Regions from separate parts of the Homo sapiens genome. Here all the other regions are linked to region 1. Evidence: chromatin contacts called from ENCODE Hi-C or POLR2A ChIA-PET data. All regions are on one chromosome and are shown on one strand. Each heading gives the region's core, a stretch centred on a gene start or an enhancer-like site at or near the end of the contact. The rest is flanking DNA. Distances are from core to core; before and after follow the strand shown.

Region 1 (4,980 bases), core at 1,851-4,350:
TTGGCCAGGCTGGTCTCAAACTCCTGACCTCAAGTGATCTGCCTGTCTCAGCCTCCCAAAGTGCAGGGATTACAGGCATGAGCCACCACCTTGCCCAGCCTGGACTGTCCTTCCTTTGACCTTGTCCCTACATTCTCATCTCAACCCAGAAGCCAGGGTGGTTCTAGGACCTCCTCTGCCTGCAATGCCCTTTCCCCAGACGTCCTCATTACTTGCTCCCTCACCTTCAGATCTTGACTCAAGTATCACCTCATGTTTGCCTTTCCTGAGCATCCTAGTTAAAACTATAAATCTCTCTCTTTTTTTTTTTTTTGAGATGGAGTTTCATTCTTGTTGCCCAGGCTGGAGTACGACGGTACAATCTTGGCTCACTGCAACCTTTGACTCCCCACTTCAAGTGATTCTCCTGCTTCAGCCTCCCGAGTAGCTGGGATTACAGGCATGTGCCACCACACCCAGCTAATTTTGTATTTTTAGTAGAGACAGGGTTTCTCCATGTTGGTCAGGCTAGTCTTGAACTCCTGACCTCAGGTAATCCTCCCGCCTTGGCCTCCCAAAGTGCTGGGATTACAGTCGTGAGCCACCGTGCCCGGCCTTTTTTATTTATTTTATTTTATTTTATTTTATTTTATTTTATTTTATTTTTCGAGACAGAGTCTCGCTCTGTTGCCCAGGCTGGAGTGCAGTGGCACGATCCTGGCTCACTGCAAGCTCCGCCTTCCGGTTCATGCCATTCTCCTGCCTCAGTCTCCCGAGTAGCTGGGACTACAGGCGCCTGCCACCATGCCCGGCTAATTTTTTTGTATTTTTAGTAGAGATGGGGTTTCATGGTGTTAGCCAGGATGGTCTCGATCTCCTGACCTCGTGATCTGCCTGCCTCGGCCTCCCAAAGTGCTGGGATTACAGGTGTGAGCCACTGCGCCAAGCTTTTATTTATTTTATTTTTTTTTGAGACCGAGTCTGGCTCTGTTACCCAGGCTGGAGTTCAGTGGCGCTATCGGCTCACTGCAACCTTCACCTCCCGGGCTCAAGCAATCCTCTAACCTCAGCCTCCAGAGTAGCTGGGACCACAAGTACACGCCACCACGCCTGGCTAATTTTTTTTTATTTTTAAATTTTTTTGCAGAGACAGGATCTTACTCTGTTGCCCAGGCTGGTCTCAAAGTCGTGAGCTCAAGCAGTCCGCCCATCTCAGCCTCCTAAAGTGTTGGGATTACAGGTGTGAGGCACTGCGCCAGGCCACAACTATAAATCTTGACCTTCCCTGTGCTCTCTCCCTGCTTTTTCTTCCTTCTAGAGCCTGTATCATTTTTTTTTTTTTTTGAGACTCTCTCTGTCGCCCAGGCTGGAGTGCAGTGGCACAATCTCGGCTCACTGCAAGCTCCGCCTCCCGGGTTCACGCCATTCTCCTGCCTCAGCCTCCCGAGTAGCTGGGACTACAGGTGCCCGCCACCCTGCCCGGCTAATTTTTTGTATTTTTTTAGTAGAGACGGGGTTTCGCTGTGTTAGCCAGGATGGTCTCGATCTCCTGACCTCGTGATCCGCCCGCCTCTACCTCCCAAAGTGCTGGGATTACAGGCGTGAGCCACCGCGCCCGGCCGAGCCTGTATCATTTAACTAACTATGTATATTACCTATTTATTTCATCTATTATCGGTCTCCTCCTTCTAGGATACAAGGGTGGTGCCTATTCTGTTTCTTATTGTTGTTTTCCTTGCTGCTTGGAACAGTGCCTAGCATACAGTAGGCACTGGATAAATGTTGTTGAGGCCACCACTGTACTGAGCACTAAAGTTGGAATAATGAGGCTAAGCACAGTGGCTGACGCCTGTAATCCTAGCACTTTGGGAGGCCAAAGTGGGAGGATCGCTTGGGCCCAGGAGTTTGGGACCAGTCTGTGTAACACAGTGAGACCCCATCTCAACAAAAAATAAATAAAAATTGAGCTGCGTATGGTAGTGCACACCTGTAGTCCCAGCTACTCAGGAGGCTGAGGCGGGAGGATCGCTTGAGCCCAGGAGGTCGAGGCTGCAGTGAGCTGTGATTGCACCACTGCACTCCAGCCTGGGCGACCGCGAGACCCTGTCTCTTAAAAAAACAAAAAGATGGAATAATGAGCAAAACCTGAAAAAGTCCATGAAGCTTAAGTGTTGGGCAGCATTTCACTAATTTTCGTCTTGAAGCATTTCACTAATTTTCGCTCCCTACCTGGGGAGCACTAGGAAGTGAAGACTCTGGCTCCACCCCTGGAGATTCTGGGGGAGGTTGGCAGAGGTGTGCACACTGCGGAAGCGCCCCCGGCGGTTTGGATTCGGGTCACGTGCGGGTCACTCCGGTGTGCTGGGGATGGGTTGAAATTAAAACTTTCCGGGATGCCTGGTGTTCACGCTAACAGCACTGTCCACTCTCTCCTAAACAGTGCTTACGTGCCCGTCTCCCCTCTAAACCCTGAGGTGTGGCGCTGAGATGGCACCTCGCTCCTCTCTGTGCCCCCTGGGCTCAGCACCGCGTAGATGCGAGTTAATTTTTATTGAGAACGTGAATGAATGAGGGGGAATGAATGGTTAGAAGACGAATGAATGAGTAACAGGACTCTGGTTAGAAAAGGAATTTCAAGAGTCAAGATCTGGAAGGTGGGAAAGTTTCCAAAGACTTCCGCTACGCGCGCTAGGGCTCTGGAGGGGCAGGTACTTTAGAGGTCGAGACGCGATTGGCCGCCTGGGAAGGTGGCTGTGCCGCCGGCTGCTACGCGCGGGGCCAAGGAGTCGCTGGCCGCAGGGGAGGTGCTGCCAACCACCCGGCCCCCAGCGGCGCGCGACTCACGGCCTGGGTGAGCAGCCAGGCCTGGCGCCGCCGTTGCCATAGTTACAGACGCAGCCCTGCGAGGGGGCGGGCTCTGGCCGCACGTCATTCCCGGCGCGACGCTCCTCCGCGCTCCCGCCTCCTCCTGGTCGGAGACCCTCGGCCAGCCTAGCGGGCGCTCCACCTGCGCGCCGGCTCACCGCTGCCCTGCGCCGGTTCTGCGCCGGCGCGGTACGAGGGCGCGCGGTTGGGCGGGGGGGGGGGGGGAAGCTGCGAGGCGCATGCGCGTTGCAGGGCCGTCCGCTCTGCTGCCGCCGCTGTTGCAGCCACCGCCGTTGCCGCCTCCCTGCCGGCAAGTGTGTGAAGAAGAAGCTGAGCGTTGTCGCCGCCGCTATGGGGGTGAGTGAGGCAGAGAGAGGAGATGGGAGGTCCAGGGGCGCTCCTCGCTACCCTCGCCCCCTTTGTTCTTAAACCCCCCTCTCACGTGACCCCGACCCCCTCCAGCCTCACGTGACCCCTGACCCCCACATGACCCGACTCCCCCATTCTAAGGGTCCCTACGCTAGGCCTAGCCCGGGAATCCTCTGGAGAGCCCCTGGTCCGGGGCCCCACCCCCTCGGCGCCCCCAGCGTCACGCCCGCCCCTTCCTGCTTCGCGGACCCGTTACTGGCCTCCCCACCACCGTCCCCCGCGGGGACCCTGGGGTTAGCTTCCCGCTCCCCCAGGGTCACTCATCACCTGGCTGTCACCAGCTTCGTCGCTTTTCACATCCGAGGTCAACCCTGGCTTGGAGGGAATTGAGGCCCAGAGGAAAGAAGGCGCCTAGCCAAGGTCATATTGTCGGGGGCGTCAGACCCCACCTTGGGCCTCCCGAATCCCAGTCCACTGCCCTTCCCGTTACTCGAGTCTCAGCGAAGCCGGTTCCCCTACACTCTTTCGAAACCTCTCCACCAGGTTCCTGCTGCTCCTGATAAACACAGCCTTCCTTTCCCATAGACTCCTGCCTTCGACGCCTCCTGGTTGCAATGAAATGGTTCTTACGACCGCTTGGGTTGTTAGGGGTTTTGGTAGTGCAGGTGTTTTTTGCAAGGGGAGGGCTGTGCAGGTGTGCGGGGAAGATGCGGGGAGGCGGGGGCGGCGGCCCAGCCGCGGATGGATATTGACCACTTGTTCCGTGCCGGCAGCCTGGAGGTGCATTTTAGTTTACTTTCCCGGGATATAGGGTAGGGCAGAAGTTATTTGCAAGTTTCTGTGCGTTCACCTTACTAAGTCTCAATTACAGCAGTATCAGTCACCCTCCTAAAAAGATAACGCTTTTCCTAGTATTGGCTGTATTCTTTTTTTTTTTTTTTTTTTTTTTTTTTGATATGGAGTTTTGCTCTTGTCGCCGAAGCTGGAGTGCAATGGCGCGATCTCGGCTCACTGCATCCTCCTTCTTCTGGGTTCAAGCGGTTCTCCTGCCTCAGCCTCCCCAGCAGCTGGGATTACAGGCGCCCGCTACTATGCCCGGCTCATTTTTGTATTTTTAGTAGAGACAGGGTTTCACCACGTTGGCCAGGCTGGTCTCGAACTCCTGACCTCGTGATTCACCCGCCTAGGCCTCCCAAAGTGCTGGGATTACAGGCGTGAGCCACCACACAGGCCTATATTAGTATTTACATGGAATTTCCATCACCTTAAGGGAACCCTGACTTTGGAGCCCGAGGTACCTCACTTCCAGCCCCGTCTTCGCTGCTGGTGGTATAATAGTGTGCCAGTGAGTTGGCCTTTATGTGTTTGAATTTCCTCACCTCTGTAATTGGGATGCTAATACCTCCCCCTTAGGGTAGTAGTGAAGATTAAGTGAGATAATGGATGTAGATTGCTAAGGAGGTGTCTCCTAAGTAGTGGCTGTTATTTTTGTCTGTATCCTCAGCCTTAACTTTACTGATCTAAAATGGATTTGTGCTATTTTTAACCCATTGGGTTTGTCCCTACTGTTGTTAACCTAGTTTTTTTTTTTCCCGTCACTCCACTATTTATCGACTGAACAAATCAACTTATTAGACAAAAATAGTTGTCTAATCCGTGTCAAAACAGTCATCGTGTTTTAACAAATAGTTTTGGGTATTACGTACTTCATATGTAGAAAACCAAGTCTAGAGACCTTAGGCATATTTAACCTAAATTTTGGTGAAA
Region 2 (5,740 bases), core at 2,778-5,277, 310 kb after region 1:
TACAAAATTAGCCAGGCGTGGTGGCGGGCGCCTATAATCCCAGCTACTTGGGAGGCTGAGGTGGAAGAATTGCTTGAACCCGGGAGGCAGAGGCTGCAGGGAGGCGAGATCACGCCGCTGCACTCCAGCCATGGCAACAGAGACTCCATCTCAAAAAACAAAAAGGACTGACCACCAGGGCTGTGGGTGGGCGTGGGGGGGCAGCTTGATGGGGAAAGCAGCTGAGGGAGGGGGTGTCAGGGGTGGTCCCCTCTTCCTCACTGGCCTTCTCATGGTTCCACAGGGGAAGCTGGAAGATGGGACAGAGTTTGACAGCAGCCTGCCCCAGAACCAGCCCTTTGTCTTCTCCCTTGGCACAGGCCAGGTCATCAAGGGCTGGGACCAGGGGCTGCTGGGGTGAGTCATGGGGGAATGGGCTTGGGAGTGGGGGCGTGCATGGCCACCGCCCAGGAGGTAAGCTGTGGGAGGCAAGCCCCAGGGATACAAGACAAGGGCCCTGGGTGCTGCCATGGGCTGAGCATGTGTCTTCCTGCAGGATGTGTGAGGGGGAAAAGCGCAAGCTGGTGATCCCATCCGAGCTAGGTAAGAGGCCCCTCCTGAGGGTGCAGAGCGAGTTTGGGGTGTGTGACTGGGAAGGGTGAAAGCTGCTTCAGCTTTTCATTGGTCTTCACCGTATCCATTCATTACAATACATGCCTCCTCCAAGTTTGGCTGTGTCTAGCAGTGAGTACAGGGCAAGATCATTGAAGCACTCAGCTGTAGTGGCCCCACTCTGCCCTTGCCAGGCCTTTGGCACCCCCTTCCCATCTCCATTACCCTTCTCCATTTCTGGCCTTCTTGCTGAGAGGGGCGGAACACTCTCCCTTTGCCCACACTGGAAGGGAGCTTGGCCATCACTGACTGTTTCTTTGTGCATCTTCAACAGGGTATGGAGAGCGGGGAGCTCCCCCAAAGATTCCAGGTAGTAAACCTTTTGATACCTCCCATCACCTGCAGCCAGCCCACCTCCCTGTGGCCCTGGTTGGCATTTTGACTCCCCTTCTCCCCTACAGGTGGTGCAACCCTGGTGTTCGAGGTGGAGCTGCTCAAAATAGAGCGACGAACTGAGCTGTAACCAGACTGGGGAGGGGCAGGGGGAGAGGCCCCCATCAGGGACCAGACTGTTCCAAAAAAAAAACAAAAAACAAAAACAAACAAAAAAACACTTAAAAGCCCAAGGAGTAAGCCTGTGTGTGTTTGTGGGCCCTGAGAGACTCAGAGACCTCAGCTCCAGCATACCCCACCACCTTCTCCTTTCCCGACTGTGGAGCCTTGGGGGTCTAGGCTCAATGACATGGTGGCCCTTGCCCAGAGAGAAAGGAGTGTTCCTGCCTGCCAACAGCAATACTGCTCCCCCCACCCCCACAGCTCCCCAGCCACTTTCAACTCCTGGTCTGGGAGCCAGCACTGGGCTATCGTCATGGCTACGTGGCCCTTAGGAAGGCCTGTGGTCACCTGGGGAGAAGCTGAGCTGGCAGAAGTCAAAGAGCAGTGTGCCCCCCTAAAAGAGACCAGCCGAGCCTGTTAGCTGCACCAAAGGCGTATCCTAGCTTTATTAAAGGGCCCGCGCCGCAGAGTCAATATAAAAACACAAAAAGTCCCATCAGTTTAATAACAATAAAAAACCCCAAAAGTGGAAAACTGAGGGGGCAGGGGAAGAGACCCCTGGGCCAGGGGCACGAGGAGCCCTGCTCATGGCACCAGGCCTGGCCGCAGGGTCCCCCGGTATTGCTGTTGCTACGAGGTTGGGGGGCAGCGATTGTCCTGTGGGAGCCACCGTTCTCCTGGGTCGGGGACCGTCACTTCTTCTGGGGTGTGCTCAGCTTCTGCATGCCCCGGATCTTGTCCAGCAGGCCAGAAATGAAGGCCTGGATGGGGTGGGAGGGTAAACATTAAGGAGACCAGACCCCAAGATGACAGGAGCCGGGCTCCCCTCACCCTGCCACCCCCGCCAGCCCCCCAGGAAATCTCTTACCTCTGTGGGTTTGTAACAGTCAACCAGCAGCTCCTAGCAGAGGATGGGGGAGGAAGGATAAGTGAGTCCTCAGGAGTGGGGGCCTGGAGCTCGCCTATACCCACTTCCAAGAGACTGGGGCCACCCTGAGGCACAGGAGATGCCACAACAACCTCACAGCTAGGCATTGGCCCCATTCTGTTGAGGCAGGAGCTGGGGCTTGAGGGCCTGGCTCCACAGCCTCACTTTCCCGGGGCAGTGCCTCAGGCAACCCATCGCCCCCCAGCCCCCTCACCTTGACCCTGGCAGCCCGGGCATCGTCACTCTCCATGTCCAGGAGCTCATCCACGTCAATCTCCAGTTCTGGGATCTCCTCTTCCTGGGGTGGGGGTGGGGGAGGAGGGAGAGACATAAGCCTGAGTTGGAGAGAGGGTGTGAGAGGGGCTCTGGGTTGAGGCCCCTGCCTACCTCGGAGGAACCCAGCCCTCTGCCCAGCAGACAGAACAGCAGCTGCTCTGGGGAGGAAAACAGATCAGGCCCGTGCCAAGGCAAACTGCCCAAAGCGGGGTGGGGGGGGGAGCTTCCTGTCCCTGCCAGTGGGCACGGGGGGTGACAGACAAGGCCAGACAGCCAGGGTTGGGGACCTTGGGCTGGGAACCCAGCAGATGTGTCTCCCCAACATCCGGGCCCCCCATCTCACCAGAGCACCGGTGGGTGCAGCTGTCCCAGCTTATCATACCCCCCTCCCCTCCCCCAAACACCTGTCACAGCTCCCCGGGAGTGAGGAGGAAGTGAAGGCTGAGGGGTCACTGGGAAGGACCCAGGCCTGGCAAAGAGGAAACAAAGAGCCCATGCTTTGGTGAGGGAGGGGATGCCCACCACCCTGCCACACCCTCCCCAGGAAGCCCCTATCCTGTTTGTAGTCAGCTGCATTCCAGGGCTGGGCTAGGGTAGGCAGGCAGCACCGGGCAAACCCACTCCTCCACCCTGCCCCCCGGGGCCTGAGTCACCGTCTGAACAACCAGGGAGTCATGGGGGTGGAGAAGCAGAGCCCAGAAAGCGGGCTAGCCTGCACGCACGCCAAGATGGAGCTCCAGGCTAGCCCACAGAACAGCCCAGCCGCAGCCGTCCTACCAGACCAGCACCTTGTAACCACAGTCTAACCCAGCGGGCACCAGGCGGTGAGACCTCCTGCCGCTGCCAGCCCAGGATAGCCCCCTTGCCTCTTGCCCAAGGCTCAGGCTACCCCTTGAGGCGTCTGGAGGACACTAGGCTTGACCTGGGGAGTGGCATGATGGGGGGCAGGGTCCGAGGCAACGGAGAAGGCAGAAGTGACTTAGGTCAGGCAAGAAAGAGTATATATTGGGGGCGGGAGTGCAGAGGGGAGGGGAGCGCGCGGGGAAGCAAAGCGCCCTTTGACTCCAGTGACAGGCGAGCTCACAGTGGAGCTGCCAGGCGGACCGGCGCGAGACCGATTTTGGGGTGTCGGCGCGGGGTGGGAACACACCTGGCAGTCGTAGAGGCGCGTGAGCTGCTCCAGGATCCACTCCTCTAGGTTGAGGCGCTTCCGTAGCTCCTTGCGGTCATACTTGACGGTGACCTTCCCTTGGCGCCTCACTGGGCCCTCATCGTCCGCCCCGCCCGGGCCCTCTCCTGCGGCCCCGGGGGGGCTCTGAAAGTAGACGCGTGGTCCTGGGCCGCCACTGCCCGGCCCGGGGGCCGGGGCCGCCAACGCCGCGCCCCCCGCGGTGCCGCTGTCCGCCATGGCGGCCGCCGGGGCCACGTGCGAGCGTCGGGCCCCTCCCTGCGCCACCGCCTCCGGGACGCCCGCCGGCTGGCTCGGGTTAGCTCGCCGGCTCCGCTCCGCGCGGCTCCGCGGCGAGGGCGGCGGCGGGGGCGCCCGGGGGCAGCTGCAGCATGCGGAGCCCCCGGGCTTGGCCTGGCCGCGCCCCGCCCCCTCCCCGCCGATCCGCCCGCCCTTTGTCCCCCGCGGCCGCCGCCCGAGCTGCAGCCGCCGAAGCGCTTTCTCTGTCTCGCTCTTCCTCCGCCCCCCGACCACACCCCCTTAAAGGGCCAGCCCCTCTACAGGCCCCTCTCCCCTACTCCGCCCCCGGGCAGGGGTAGGGGAGGGTCTATTCGGCAGGGGGTGGCCTAGCTGTCCGTACTCCCCAAACGCAACCTTCCAGTCCCAAACCCAGGCGTTCTAAGCGCTCAGGACGACGATTTGCGCTCACGCCAGGACCCTAGTCTTCATTGGACCCTTCCTCATTCTGTCCTCATTGAGGCCATCTGAGAATAGGGGCTATCTGAGAATGCAGGGGAGTGGACATCGTGTGCAGACAGGGAGTCTGGTGAGGAGACGCTGCGGTCCCCGATGTCCAGGTCCTCCAGCCCTCGGCCAGCGAGGAGCGAACGGGCTCCTCCGCACGGACCGACACGTGGACTGGGCTCCTGGGAAAGGAAGAGTGGAGAAGGCGGGCAGGAGCTGTCCGGGTCCCTAGACTCTCCGAGTAGCAGGTCCCACGCCCCCAGCGGAAGAAGCCGGGGCTGGGGGTGAGCGGTGGCACCCGGCCGGCCCAAACGGCCAACCCCGGGCAGCCACCGCCCACCGGCAAGATGGCGCGAGGCTCGGGCTTGTGGGAAACGGAGTCCGCTCCCGGCGCCGCCCCTCCCCCGCCCTGCGGCCAGGCCGGGAAGCGCAAAGTTGTTTGGGGCGTCCTCTGCGCCTCGCGACCCGAGTGCGCACAGAGGGGGAAACTAAGGCGCAAAGAGCTGGGCAGTGCGGGGGCCGCGACTTATAATAATAAAGGCGGTAATTGCGGCTGACCCTAGGAGCGTGCGTCGGGACCGCCGCCCAGTCGGCTCCGCAGAGAGGGCGCCGTGCCGGGGCTCCTGCACCCCCGCCCTGCGGCTCCTCGGTCCTTCACATAGCCCTGGCCCACCTCCAATAAGCCGACGGCGCATCCCATTCCCTCCCTCTATTTTATTTTCTGCATCTTTAAATGGTCTCATTCATTCGTGTATTGTCTGTCTCCCACTTCTAGATTGTGAGTGCCACGGGGCTGAGGCCTGCGCCGACCTGGTCTGCTGGTGCTACCAGGCTTGAACAGTCTTCAAATCCACTGCTATTAGGCAAATTACCTGGCTCCCGCTGAACTCCAGCACCTAGAACTATGTCACACTCGTAGTAGGCCGCTGCATTGGTTGAACAAATGATTTTGAAAGAATGAATGTCTTCCTCTGTGCCTGCATTTCCTCAGAAGGCTGTAACAAAGATTAAATAGGAAAATTCGTGGAAAGTTCAATTACTACACCACAGAGGTTAATTAAGTCGCACTGCTAGATAAAACGGGAGACGAGACTTTGAACCCAGGCTGTGTGGCTCAAACCCCCTGACACGAAGTCTCTACTCAACCTCCTCACTACCCTGTAGACACCACCCAATAAGGCTGCGCAGCTCCCGGGGGATGTTTCTGTGGAAGGCAGGCTCACCTTGTGCCACCCCAAACAGGGTCTTGGATCTGAGAGGCAATGTTTCTGCTCCAGCCCCTCAAAGACACTCTTTGGATGTTGTGGGGGGAAGCCCTCTGCAGCGGGTGGGGTTCAGAGATGGATTGGGATTGGCCCCGGGGTCACACAGCTGGGGCTGCATCCAAACTCCAACCCAGGATGTTGGGCTCCTCCTTTGCCCTATAGTCAGAGAGAAGAGACCAAGAGAAGACAGAGGCTGGGCATTGTGAAGGCAAT
Region 3 (5,685 bases), core at 1,723-4,222, 450 kb before region 1:
ACAATATGATTTCATATAAATCTCTAAAAATGTGAACACATCTATGGTGACAAAAAGCATATCAGTTGTTGCCTGGGGATGGGAGTGGTATGGGAAGAGAGAGGGATTACAAAAGGCACAAAGAAACTTTTGTAAATGACAGAGATTATTCATTATCTTGATTGTGGTGAAGATTTGACAGGATATATATATAGATGTCAAAATGTATCAAACTATACACTTCACTGGCATATATATATGCCAAATTTATCAAATTGTATATTTTAGATATGTGGAGTTTACTATATGTCAATTACACCTCAATAAAACTGCTTTAAAACAAAGCATAACCAACATCCCAAATCAGGATATTTATTAGACCATCTAAACCAAGTTTGTCCAACCCGCAGCCCACAGGCCACATACAGCCCAGGACAGCTTTGAATGTGGCCCAACACAAATTTGTAAACTTTATTAAAACATTATGAGACTTTTTTGTGGGTTTTTTTTTTTTTTAAGCTCAACAGCTATCGTCAGTGTTAGTGTATTTTATGTGTGGCCCAAGACGTTTCTTCTTCCAGTGTGGCCCAGGGAAGCCTAAAGATTGGACACCCCTAGAAACAAAGTAAAATACAATATGTAGAGAAGTTGCCAGGAGGTTAAAGATAGTCACTTTGAGAATTCTTGTTACACCTACCTCAGCTGCTTGCTTTATTAACTTGCCTTCATTCTCAGGCTTTGGAATTGAACTCCAGTCTGCTTTCTGGCTGGGTGTGGTCTCCAAGCTAACTACAGCCTTCTCCCTAAATGATTTTGCAATCACAAAGTTAACAAATATCACTATTTCATAATTATTGGAAAATCTGTATTACAGATTTGTGATTTTTAAGATGGCTTTTGGTTTGGAGACTGTAGGGAACATTTCCCCCCGTTTGTTTCTGTGAACCCATTAGCTTTCATACAAAAGAATTGCTGTTTGCTGGTTTTCTGACAATTGTTCAAATGCTAATGATAGCAAGAAGCAGTTTTGGGGGTTTTTATTTTTTAATTTGCTAATAATGTCTTTTTAATGTTTATCAAAGTGATACTTGCACATGGTTTCCAGTACATAAGAATTTATAATGAAATGCAAGGAGCCTTCCTCCTTTCCCTTTTCATCCCAGCCCTACTGCCCAGAGGCAAACCCCTTGAACTCTTTCTTCCAATAATTAGCCCCAGATTTCTAAGAAAGCTTGATAAGCCACAACACTGCAACTGCAAGTAATATGAATGAAATCAGTATATTTCTCCCTTGAAACAAAATGTTACAGGAGAGGACAGAAATGAAAGGCAAGAATATGCTTTCAAGCATATTAAATTAAGGTAGTATAGTAGAGTAAAATACTTCGAAGCCAAAAGATCTAGGTTTGAATCCTAGCTTTCATGATTGCTGTCCCACCTTGAGCTAGTAAATTAATGTCTGACTCTCAGCTTGATTATCTTTAAAAATAGAGATGAAAATGTGTCTCACAGTGGTCAAGAAGGTGAAAGGACACAGCACATGTAAACATCTGGTATACCACCAACTCAGAAATGACTTTTTCTTTACCTTTTCCCATGCTTTAAACTCTTCTCCAGAAAAAAATAGTGTGTGGGGCAGAGGGGACACCCCTCATTTTCAGTAGAGCTCCTCTCCAAAATTTCAGCCCCTCGGAATTTTTTAAAGCAGCAATCATCATGTTGTTAATGAAAGTGAATTCAGGAAATCTGCCAAAGGCCGACTCATTGTTCACTGATTAGTGAGACCAAGGACAATACTGTAAGCCTCCTGCTAAAGCCATTCATTTCTCTGGGGTCTAGAGAATGGCCTTGTGGCTAGAAACAGCTGCAACGCATGCCTGTGGCCAGCAGGTCCCAAGCCCAGTACCATCTGTTATCACCCAGGATCACACCAGCCTTCCCCTTGCTGGGTACCGGCTGGCTGGTTCACACAAAAACCACCTCTGGGTTTGTTTTACAGAACTGCATTCCAAGTCAATTCTCCAAAAGATTTCTTCCACCCAAAGACCCCAACCTTACAATCTTCTTACCCTTGCTGGATGCTTCTGCCCTGTTCTAATGTGCCCGGCGGAGGCTGCTTGGCTGGGAGCTGGACCAACGCTGCGAATCCCACGGATTCTTCTAATTCAAGGGGGGAAATGCTATTTAGACCTGTGAAAGGAGAGTTCGAGCAAGCACCTTGACCGCTACGGAGAGTGGGCTCAGAGCTCTAGTCTAGCATCGTGCCTGGCCCCTGGTTAGGCCTCAGAAAATCTTGGGATGAATGGAGAGGGTTGTGGAACTAGGTGCTGGAGCGGGTTCAGTTCCTCTGCCAAAGAGAGACTTTGGGATTCCTGGGAACGGAATCGGGGAGAGGATGAAGAAGGGCGCCTCGCCTCTATCCTAAGCCCGATGGGAGGAACCTCTGCCGAGCCAGAGCCGGTCTTAACACCACCCTCCGGAGCTGCCACCACTGCCTCACTTCCATATGAGATATAGCGGGAAGGAGGGAGTGGCTGCCTGGCTCGCTTTGATTAGCTTTATAACAAGCGGTCGTTCTGAAATACTCGCTCATGATGGCTAACAGACAACACAATCGCCAAATGTCTTAAGAAAAGGAGCTTTGAGGGTAACCGCCCGCTGGGACCTGAAGGACAATTGCGGATTGTCCTTCAGCCGCATTCTTGGGGCTGACCTGAGTGGGGCACAGCTGAACGTCTGAGCGCAGGCGGCTGGTCCTTGGGCCCGGTACTGGCGGTTCGCGAGGCGGGTTTGGGGAGGGGTGGGGGAATCCTAGGGAGGCGGAGCGCGTACTCCCCCTCGGCGCCCGGGCTCAGGCCCATCCCGCCTCTGCGGCCTCGCCGGCCCCCAGGCCTTGCAGGGGACTACGCCCCTGGCGAGTTCCCAGTCGGCGCGGCCCCTGGTCGGCGGAGCCGCGGAAGCTTGGGCACTGGGGGCGGCTCGGGGAGGAACCGCGGAGGGGAAAGCGCCGCGGGCTGCAAACGGCAGAGGCGCGCGGGGTGGCGACAGTGGCGCGGGCGCAGTGAGCGCGTCCGAGAACAGAATGGGACGAAACGGGGCGCTTAGAGGCCCGGGAATCTGTGGGTCTTTTAGGCGGAGAGGGGCGAAGGAGGTTATTCGTTTTGGGGAAGGTCATGGAAACAGCAAAGGCTCAGAGGTGGTGCCTAAAGTGGCTGGAGAAGCTGAACGGTTTGGAACAGAGGCGTGACTTGGAGGGGTAAATGGAGACCAGATTAGGAAGCCTTGGGAGGCACAATCAGGGGTTAAAATCTTGAACAATTCAGAGTTGTTTTATTTTTAAAAATATATAGAAAATGAAATCTACACTTACGTAATAGATAACTTATGAAAAAGTACATGGAATACACATGTTGCAGTCTTGCCAATGTACCTTAATGTAGCAGTTTCTCCTTGTCTGGACTGATACCCGGGATTCTTTGTCCTACTCCAAGAAAATTAAGGAACGGGACATAAGGTGAGGTGGGAGCGAAAGTTTAATAAGCGAAAGAAGAAAGCTCTCCACAGTGAGCTGAGTATGCAAGTGGATTGCCCTGTTACAGCTGAATTCAAAAGCTTTTGCAAGAAAATCTCTTATCTCTGTAGTAGTTTGAGTAACTTCTCTTATCAGTAAAGCTGTCTTACGCAGCTGTGGTTATGTATCTATGCAAGCACAAAGCACCGCCTTTTTTGTTTGCATAACTGTGGGTTTGTTTTAGGTAAGCCCCCCTCCTCCCTGTGAAAGTTCCCACCATGTATATGCCTGAAAAGGGGAGAAAACTTTCCTGGGAGCTCCCTAATTATACAAAGAACAAAAGGCTTCTGTGCTGGACCCTGTCTGCTTATCTGTGTGCAGGTGGAGCCTGAGTTTTTTACCAGGTTGTTTTATTTTTGCCTGTTGCTGTGACTTTTCAGGCAGGCCGCTTCTGCATTGAGTCTTCCCCAACTGATTTTCTCTTTCCTTCTCTCTCGCACACAGTTAGGAAACATAATGTAATTACTACCCATGACAAAACCATCCTACGTAAGAAATGGAACATTCCTAGTACAGATGCTCCCCACCTATGGATTCCTTCCTTATCCCTTCTCCCTCTGCACGCCCAACGTCTATCCTGACCTTTGTGTCTGTCATACCCTCACTTTTTAAAATAGTTTTTTAAATCGCTTCTTTGTATCCCTAATACATCACTTTGTTTTGCTTCTCTGAAACTTTATAAAAATGGTGCTATGGTCTGGGTGTTTGTGACTCCATAAAATTCATGTGCTAGAATTCTAACCCCCAAAGTGATGGTATCAGGAGATGGGCCCTTTGGTCATGAGTGGGATTCATAAGAGCCCTTATAAAGGAGGTCCTGCAGAGCTACCTAGCCACTTCCACCATGTGAGAACACAGCAGTTGCTGAGACCAGTCCCTCACAAGACAGGAATCTGCTGGTGCCTTGATCTTGGACTTCCCAGCCTCCAGAACTGTGAGAAATAAATTGTTGTTGTTTATAAGCCACCCAGCGTATGGTATTTTGTTATAGCAGCCCAAATGGACTAAGACAAATGGTATCATGCTGTTAAGTTCTCTTCTGCAATTTTCTTCTTTCAAAGTTGTTTCTATAATACATACACAGTGCTGTATAGTCCTGTAATTCATTTTCACTGCAGTAAAATATTCCACTATGTGGCTATACCACAATTTATTGACCTAGTGATAAAGCCACTTGGTGATTTGTTGGTTCTTTTTTTTTTTTTTTTTTTTTTCAATTTGGGGTTGGAAACAATTGAGAAGAACCCAATTTGTATCCTGGTGTATGCATGCAGACATCACACAAGATGTAATACCTAGGAGTATATACAAATATCCAACTTTACAATAAAACACTAGAACTATTTCCCCAATTGGTGGTCCCAATTTCACTTCTACCAGCAATGGGTAAGATTTATTAATTTACATCCTCACCAACACTTAGTATTGTCACACTTCTTGATTTTTCCAGGTGAGTGAATGTAAAATAGTATTTCACCAGCGTTTTAATTTGCATTTCCCTGATCACTAATAAAGTTGAGACCTTTACATATATTTATCACATTCCCTCTTTTTAAAAGTGTCTGTTCATGTCCTTTGCCCATTTTTCTTTGGAGTTGTGTTCTTTTTGATTTGTAGAGCTCTTTGTATATTCTTGATACTCATCTTTAGTCAGTTATACTTGTTTACACACATTTTCTTGCAGTTCATGGCTTGTCTTTTCACTTTCTTCATGATGTCTTCTGACAAGTAGAATTCATGTCTTTTCTTTTGTGGTCAGCTCCCTATCTTTTCATGAAGTCTTTCTTGCCCTGAATTCAGAAAACATTCTCTTATATTTTCTTTTTTTTTTTTTTTTTTTTTTTTTTTGGAGATGGAGTCTTGCTCTGTCGCCCAGGCTGGAGTGCAGTGGTGCTATCTTGGCTCACTGCAAGCTCTGCCTCCCGGGTTCACGCCATTCTCCTGCCTCAGCCTCCTGAGTAGCTGGGACTACAGACGCCCACCACCATGGCCAGCTAATTTTCTTTTTTTTTTTTTTTTTTTTTTTGTATTTTTAGTAGAGACAGGGTTTCACCATGTTAACCAGGATGGTCTCGATCTCCTGACCTCATGATCTGCCTGCCTTGGCCTCCCAAGTACTGGGATTACAGGCGTGA
Region 4 (5,484 bases), core at 696-3,195, 400 kb before region 1:
TAAATTTATTTAAAAATAAAAATTTTTATTATGCCACAAGGCAAAAACCCAGACTCTGGGATTGTTGAATGCAGACTCTTGTGGGGGCCCCCTTAAAGAGTTTTGTGATCCTAAATATTTCAAAATGGAGTCACTTACGACAAGTGACTCAGCCCACAGTGAAACTGCTGAACCCTCAAAATGATAAACATAGGTATAAAGGACTGAGGTAATAAGATAACATCTGCTGTGGCCAGACACCCCCAAGACCTGATGAGAAACTGAAACCAAAAGGTGGCTGAGATAATGACCATGGACACTCCTGCAGAGGGCCATAAAAACAGCAAAGAAACTGACCACGGCAAGACACCTGTAGAAGCTCTGCCCGAGAAAGCTCTGAGGCTTCCTCATGATATCCACAGCGGTCCCTGGAAGCTCTGCCCAAACACAGCAACATCGTTCAACAGTGTTTTGAGTGAAACCCAGAGGCATGCTAACCTAAACAACAGAAATGGGGGTTTTTTGTTTTGTTTTGCTTTGAGACATGGTTTCACTCCAGTTGCCCAGGCTAGACTGCAGTGGAGCAATCTCAGCTGACTGCAGCCTGACTTCTGGGTTCAGGCGATCCTCCCATCTCCGCCTCCCAAGTAGCTGAGAGTACAGGCACATGCCACCATGCCCGGCTAATTTTTTTTTCTGTATTTTTAGCAGAGACGGGGTCTCGCCATGTTGGCCAGGCTGGTCTTGAACTCGTGGGCTCAAGTGATCCACCTGTCTAGGCCTCTGGTTGGGTGTGAAAATATGGCCCAGTTCTGGCCAATGGAGAAGGGAACAGGTCATCTGGGGAACTGTGGGAAAGACTTAACTCCCTGAAAAAAAGACAAATGAGAATTATCTTTCCCTCCATCTTTTGGGCATAGCCAGGTAAAAATGGGCCACTCAAGGCTGCTACAGCCATGGGAGTCCCTGCAGGGCAACAGTGCAGACCCAGGACCAGTGCAATGGAGACAGCCTGCTGAGTCCTTGGTGACCTTGGTGAGCCACTAAACCCAACCTGAGTCACCCTCTTCCTGCCTTTCTGTTACCGAGACAATGGGTGTCCAGGCTGTTGAAGCCCTTTTGAGTTTAGTTCTGCTTCTTGCACCCAAATGCATTTTAATGGGGCCATGAGCTCCCAGGCTCCACATGGTCTAAGGTACCCCTCACCTCCAGGGCATCCCCATGGAATGAAACACCCCCTCTGGCCTTCTCCCAAGACTTCTGGCCCAATATTTTCTGGGTGTCTTTACAAGACAATGTCCTATGGGGTGCACTGGGGATTGACATCTCCCTGCCTCCGAATGCCTCCCCTTCCTGGAGTAGGAAGAGCTGCCCAGGGTTCTTTTTAGAAGAGACCTTTATTTTGGCCAGGTGCGGTGGCTCACACCTGTAATCCCAGCATTTTGGGAGACCGACGGGGAGGCAGATCACAAGGTCAAGAGATCGAGACCATCCTGGCCAACATGGTGAAACCCCGTCTCTACTAAATATGGAAAAATGAGCCAGGCATGGCAGCAGGTGCCTGTAATCCCAGCTACCTGGGAGGCTGAGGCAGGAGAATCACTTGAACCCGGGAGGCAGAGGTTGCAATGAGCCGAGATCGCACCATTGCACTCCAGTCTGGGTGACAAGAGCGAAACTCTGTCTCAAAAAAACAAACAAACAAACAAACAAACAAACAAAAAAGAAAAAAAAAGAAAAGACCTTTATTTCTCAAGCAAGGGCAGAAATTCAGGGCTCCCCTTCGACTCTGGCTGCTCCCAAGGTGGCTTTAAAGCACCAATGAGTCCATGGCTTGTGTAAGAAATGATTAGTCCTTCCATCTAGAGAAATAGCTCCTTTTTAAACAGTTGTCTCTTTTAAACAGTGTTTAGTATTTAAGTGAGGTTGAAACAGTGTCAAAAGGAAAGTGAAAGTGAAATTCTCTCCTTCAGCATAAAAGCTGATCCACAAACAAGAGGAGCACCAGACCTCCTCTTGGCTTCGAGATGGCTTCGGTAAGTTTCCCAGGGCTTTGCATTACTGACTCTACAGCAGTTGGGCAGCTCCCCCTAGGAAAGGCCTCAGTCCAGGCTCCTGGCCTTGGGCACACAGCTCCAGAGCTCGTCTTTAGAAGGCTGTCATGGAAAACTGTATTTGTCTTTTAAAAGTGCATCTGCCCAGCTGGACAGGGAGTCCTCTGGGCAGAGTCCACCTCCTCTGCGTAACTGGCACAGTGCGGGGAGCCCGGGACTCCCATGTAGTAGAGAGCTGTGGGGTGCCGGGTGTCAAATCTACCTCAGCCTGAGGAGAAGCCAGAGTGTGGGCAGGTGGGGGACTCTGGGTTGTGGGAAGCAAGCAAATCCCAACATCGTCTGCTTCTGCTGTGACTGGGGCTCAGTCCCTTCTCGGCCCCAAACGATGCTTTCTCTCTCCTCGTTCCTCTGTGGCATCATCCAGCCTTCTAAGGTGCATTCTAATCTCAGCAGCTTTCTGAAAACTGAAATTTCTCCTCCTATCAGCCCAGATGTACCGATTGGCAGAAGCTCTAGGGAGAGCAGGCTGAGCTCGGTGGTGTGTGACTAAAAAGGAACAGCGGGGCTCAGGCTATTACTAGAAACAAAACCATTCCGGGAAGGAGTCCTGCAAATTCTGGAGGGCAGCCCACTCCAACAGCACCACCTGATCCTGGGGAAGGGCTTTACTGCTGCCAAAACAAATCAGGGCTTTTAACAGGGAGCCCAGGCCAAAGCTCATATCTCACTGGCCACCAGCTGAGGTTGCCAGTACCTTGACTGTGGTTTTAGACATTCAGCATTGCAGTTAAAAGCCCCTCTCTCTCCCCACATGGAAACCATCTCCTGTGGTGCCCTGACATACAGAGGAGGAGCTGGGAGGGAGTCCTGGCCCTGCTCCTTTCTCCTCCCTCTTCCTTGTCTATTTCCTTGCCCCATTCTACGCCAGGCCCTTCACTGGGTCCTGGAGGTGCAGGGAGGGAGGAGCACACAGGATCCTGCCTGCCTGGAGCTCACAGCCCAGAGGGGCACAGGGAGGCACAGGGAATTGCAGCTCAACTTGACCCCTGCAGAGAGCAGCAGAGGCCCCCGGGGACCCAGGTCCTAGGAGTGGGGTGGCGGGTCAGCTGAGCCAGGCTGGGGCCATCAGGGCAGCTTCTCAGGTGAGGGGGTTTGAGGGAGGGGAAGAGGAAGAGTGGCTGCAGGGAAGTGATGGAGGCAGGGAGAACCAGATGTGCAGAGCAGCAGAGACCAGAGCCAGGGCAGTAGTGAGGGGCTGGGATGTCACTCAGTGGGCCTGTGGGTGCAGAGCCCAGGGAGGGAGAGGAGGGTGAGGAAGGGCCAGTCAGGAAGGGCCTGGGAGCTGCCCACAGGGTGTGTCCTGGGCCCTGAGGTCAGAGGACGGTCATGGCCAGATGTGCCCTTGGGAAGGCCACCATGGGTTCTGAGGAGTTGGATATGGAGTGGCAGGGACAGGAGGCAGGGGCTGGTCAGGGGGTTGTGGGGGTCACAGAGGCAGGCATGGGGCTGCCTGAACCAAGTCAGTGGATGGGATATTGACAAGCACACCAACAAGGAGAAGCTTCCGGAGTCCACATTGATTGGTTTTAGTGACTGGATATTGGCATGAGGAAGAGGGCAAAGGAGAGCAGACCCCAGGTCTATGATGGGACATCCTGGGATGAGGGAGGAGGAGGCTGTCACCCACTGAGGACAGGGACAGAGAGGGTGAAAATGGAAAAATCCTCCAGTCATGAGGCTGCTATGCCCTGGGGCAGGACATGGAGAAGTGGGAAGGAGGTGAGGAAGGGGAAGAAGGTGGCCAAGACAGGAACCAGGGTGAGGGGTGTGCAGGGAAGAACCAGCTCGGCCTCCTTCCAGCTGAGTGTTCTCAGGAAAGCCCTGCCACCTCTCTGATCCTCAGTTTCCCCATCTGTGCAATGGGATGATCATGCCTTCCCCTGGGGCTGTGGAGATGGTGCAGTTATTGTAGGACAAGTTCCCACAGAGGCCTGTTCTGTGAGTGCAGAGCCCCCTCAGTGCTGGGAGCTGGGGGGCCCCACAAGACCCCACTCAGGTCCCAGCAGGATGCTGTGAGCTCCTGTCTCCCAGGGTGTCATCTCCAAGAGATAGGTGTCCTGAGGCTGGATGGGGCAAGGTCTGAGGAGGAGGTGGCTCTTGGGGCCATGGAGAGGCACAGGGCAGGAGTGATGAGGAACTGAGGGTCAGTCTGCAGAGGGCGGAGAGCTCAAGACTCACCTTCCCAGCCTTGCTCCTGGCCTCAGTGAAGGTGCTGGTTCATGCAGGCTCTTGAGTCGGCCTACTGAGGAGCATGTGTACAATGCACACATGCACACACATCTGCATCCTCAGCATGCACACACACAGCACACACATGTCACACATGCGCCCAGACGGTCCTTCTGTCTCCCATCCCACAAGATCATTCTCCAGGCTTCCAGCCCCCAGTGCCCCCACTGAGAAGAGCCTCTGAAAGTGACAGCAGGGCTGAGGATCTCATGGGGCTAGCAGCTGATGAACATCAGCAAGGCGTCTCCAGGATGAGCTGCAGCTCCCCCAGCCAGGGTCTCTGCTGTTGCCTAGAAGGCCGGGTACTCCATCTCTGGCTTTTCTGTTGCAGCCACACCAAGAGCCCAAACCTGGAGACCTGATTGAGATTTTCCGCCTTGGCTATGAGCACTGGGCCCTGTATATAGGAGATGGCTACGTGATCCATCTGGCTCCTCCAAGTAAGGACTGATGAATATATAATTTTCAAAATATTTGTTAAAAGGATAATGAGAGGGCCGGGCACGGTGGCTCATGCCTGTAATCCCAGCACTTTGAGAGGCCGAGGTGGGCAGATTACCTGAGGTCAGGAGTTCAAGACCAGACTGACCAACATGGAGAAACCCCATCTCTACTAAAAATACAAAATTAGCCAGGTGTGGTGGCACACACCTGTAATCCCAGCTACTCAGGAGGCTGAGGCAGGAGAATCACTTGATCCCCGGAGGCAGAGGTTGCAGTGAGCCGAGATCGTGCCATTGCACTCTAGCCTGGGCAACAAGAGCAAAACTTGATCTCAAAAAATAAAAAAATAAGTCAATGAGAGCCACTGAAAGACAGTTAAGCAAGGGAAACTTGAGTTAGGAGACACATTCTTCTTAGAGGATGCTTGATGAGATTGCACACACATATGTCCCATGAAGTAGACACAGTGCATTCCATAGGTCCTGGCAGAACGGAAGAAGAGACCGTTGCCTCCCGCAGCGAAGCTGGGCTGCTTCAGCATTGGGATCTCTCCAGCTCAAAGTCAGTTACCTTGGCATGCAGAATCTCATACGACTTAAACCAGCCAGGTTTCTTAGGTCTTAAAGAAGAAAGTTTCTCAAAAGGAACAATGTTTCTCCGTGCCAGATCCTTTGCCTCATATGTTTTCACACAACAAGGTGTCTTGATATTATATACT

What was found. Hi-C counts contacts between places; a loop is a spot of excess contacts on that map. ChIA-PET counts read pairs that join two places held with the same protein, here RNA polymerase II (POLR2A). Pooled maps may share reads with other maps.
Region 2: a loop to region 1 is called in a pooled map, with 9 times the contacts of the local background. The contact joins the promoter of PPP1R14B here to the promoter of NAA40 in region 1. A Hi-C loop is called at or near these places in 5 of 37 single-sample maps with no recorded cell type and 11 of 50 pooled maps. POLR2A ChIA-PET finds 5 or more read pairs at or near these places in 3 of 52 experiments (H1, OCI-LY7 and activated T-cell).
Region 3: a loop to region 1 is called in a map of ovary, with 4 times the contacts of the local background. The contact joins the promoter of PLAAT5 here to the promoter of NAA40 in region 1. A Hi-C loop is called at or near these places in 1 of 168 maps with a recorded cell type or tissue (ovary) and 5 of 50 pooled maps. POLR2A ChIA-PET finds 5 or more read pairs at or near these places in 1 of 52 experiments (HCT116).
Region 4: a pooled map shows a loop between it and region 1 (7-fold over the local background). The contact joins the promoter of PLAAT4 here to the promoter of NAA40 in region 1. A Hi-C loop is called at or near these places in 5 of 50 pooled maps.

The regions. Positions count from the first base shown.
Region 1 is chr11:63,935,902-63,940,881 of GRCh38, forward strand. It overlaps NAA40 (N-alpha-acetyltransferase 40, NatD catalytic subunit), which reads left to right and starts at 3,101. Exons shown (of 8, transcript NM_024771.4): 1 at 3,101-3,201. The coding sequence starts at 3,196. RefSeq lists enhancers at 2,104-2,604, 2,843-2,982 and silencers at 2,703-2,752, 3,013-3,092, 3,022-3,207.
Region 2 is chr11:64,242,916-64,248,655 of GRCh38, forward strand. It overlaps PPP1R14B (protein phosphatase 1 regulatory inhibitor subunit 14B), which reads right to left and starts at 4,028. Exons shown (of 4, transcript NM_138689.3): 1 at 3,501-4,028; 2 at 2,289-2,372; 3 at 2,015-2,047; 4 at 1,564-1,907. The coding sequence starts at 3,758. The coding sequence ends at 1,839. PPP1R14B-AS1 (PPP1R14B antisense RNA 1) reads left to right here and starts at 2,951. Exons shown (of 2, transcript NR_135087.1): 1 at 2,951-3,174; 2 at 5,038-5,299. It overlaps FKBP2 (FKBP prolyl isomerase 2), which reads left to right. Exons shown (of 6, transcript NM_004470.4): 3 at 284-396; 4 at 536-582; 5 at 926-961; 6 at 1,053-1,217. The coding sequence ends at 1,114. LOC114841035 reads left to right here. Exons shown (of 6, transcript NM_001370414.1): 3 at 284-396; 4 at 536-582; 5 at 926-961; 6 at 1,053-1,217. RefSeq lists enhancers at 1-793, 5,466-5,740 and silencers at 3,702-3,881, 4,602-4,741.
Region 3 is chr11:63,488,195-63,493,879 of GRCh38, forward strand. It overlaps PLAAT5 (phospholipase A and acyltransferase 5), which reads right to left and starts at 2,973. Exons shown (of 6, transcript NM_001146729.2): 1 at 2,693-2,973; 2 at 2,049-2,139; 3 at 677-782. The coding sequence starts at 2,840.
Region 4 is chr11:63,534,863-63,540,346 of GRCh38, forward strand. PLAAT4 (phospholipase A and acyltransferase 4) reads left to right here and starts at 1,946. Exons shown (of 4, transcript NM_004585.5): 1 at 1,946-2,015; 2 at 4,654-4,762. The coding sequence starts at 2,007. RefSeq lists enhancers at 98-187, 1,845-1,894.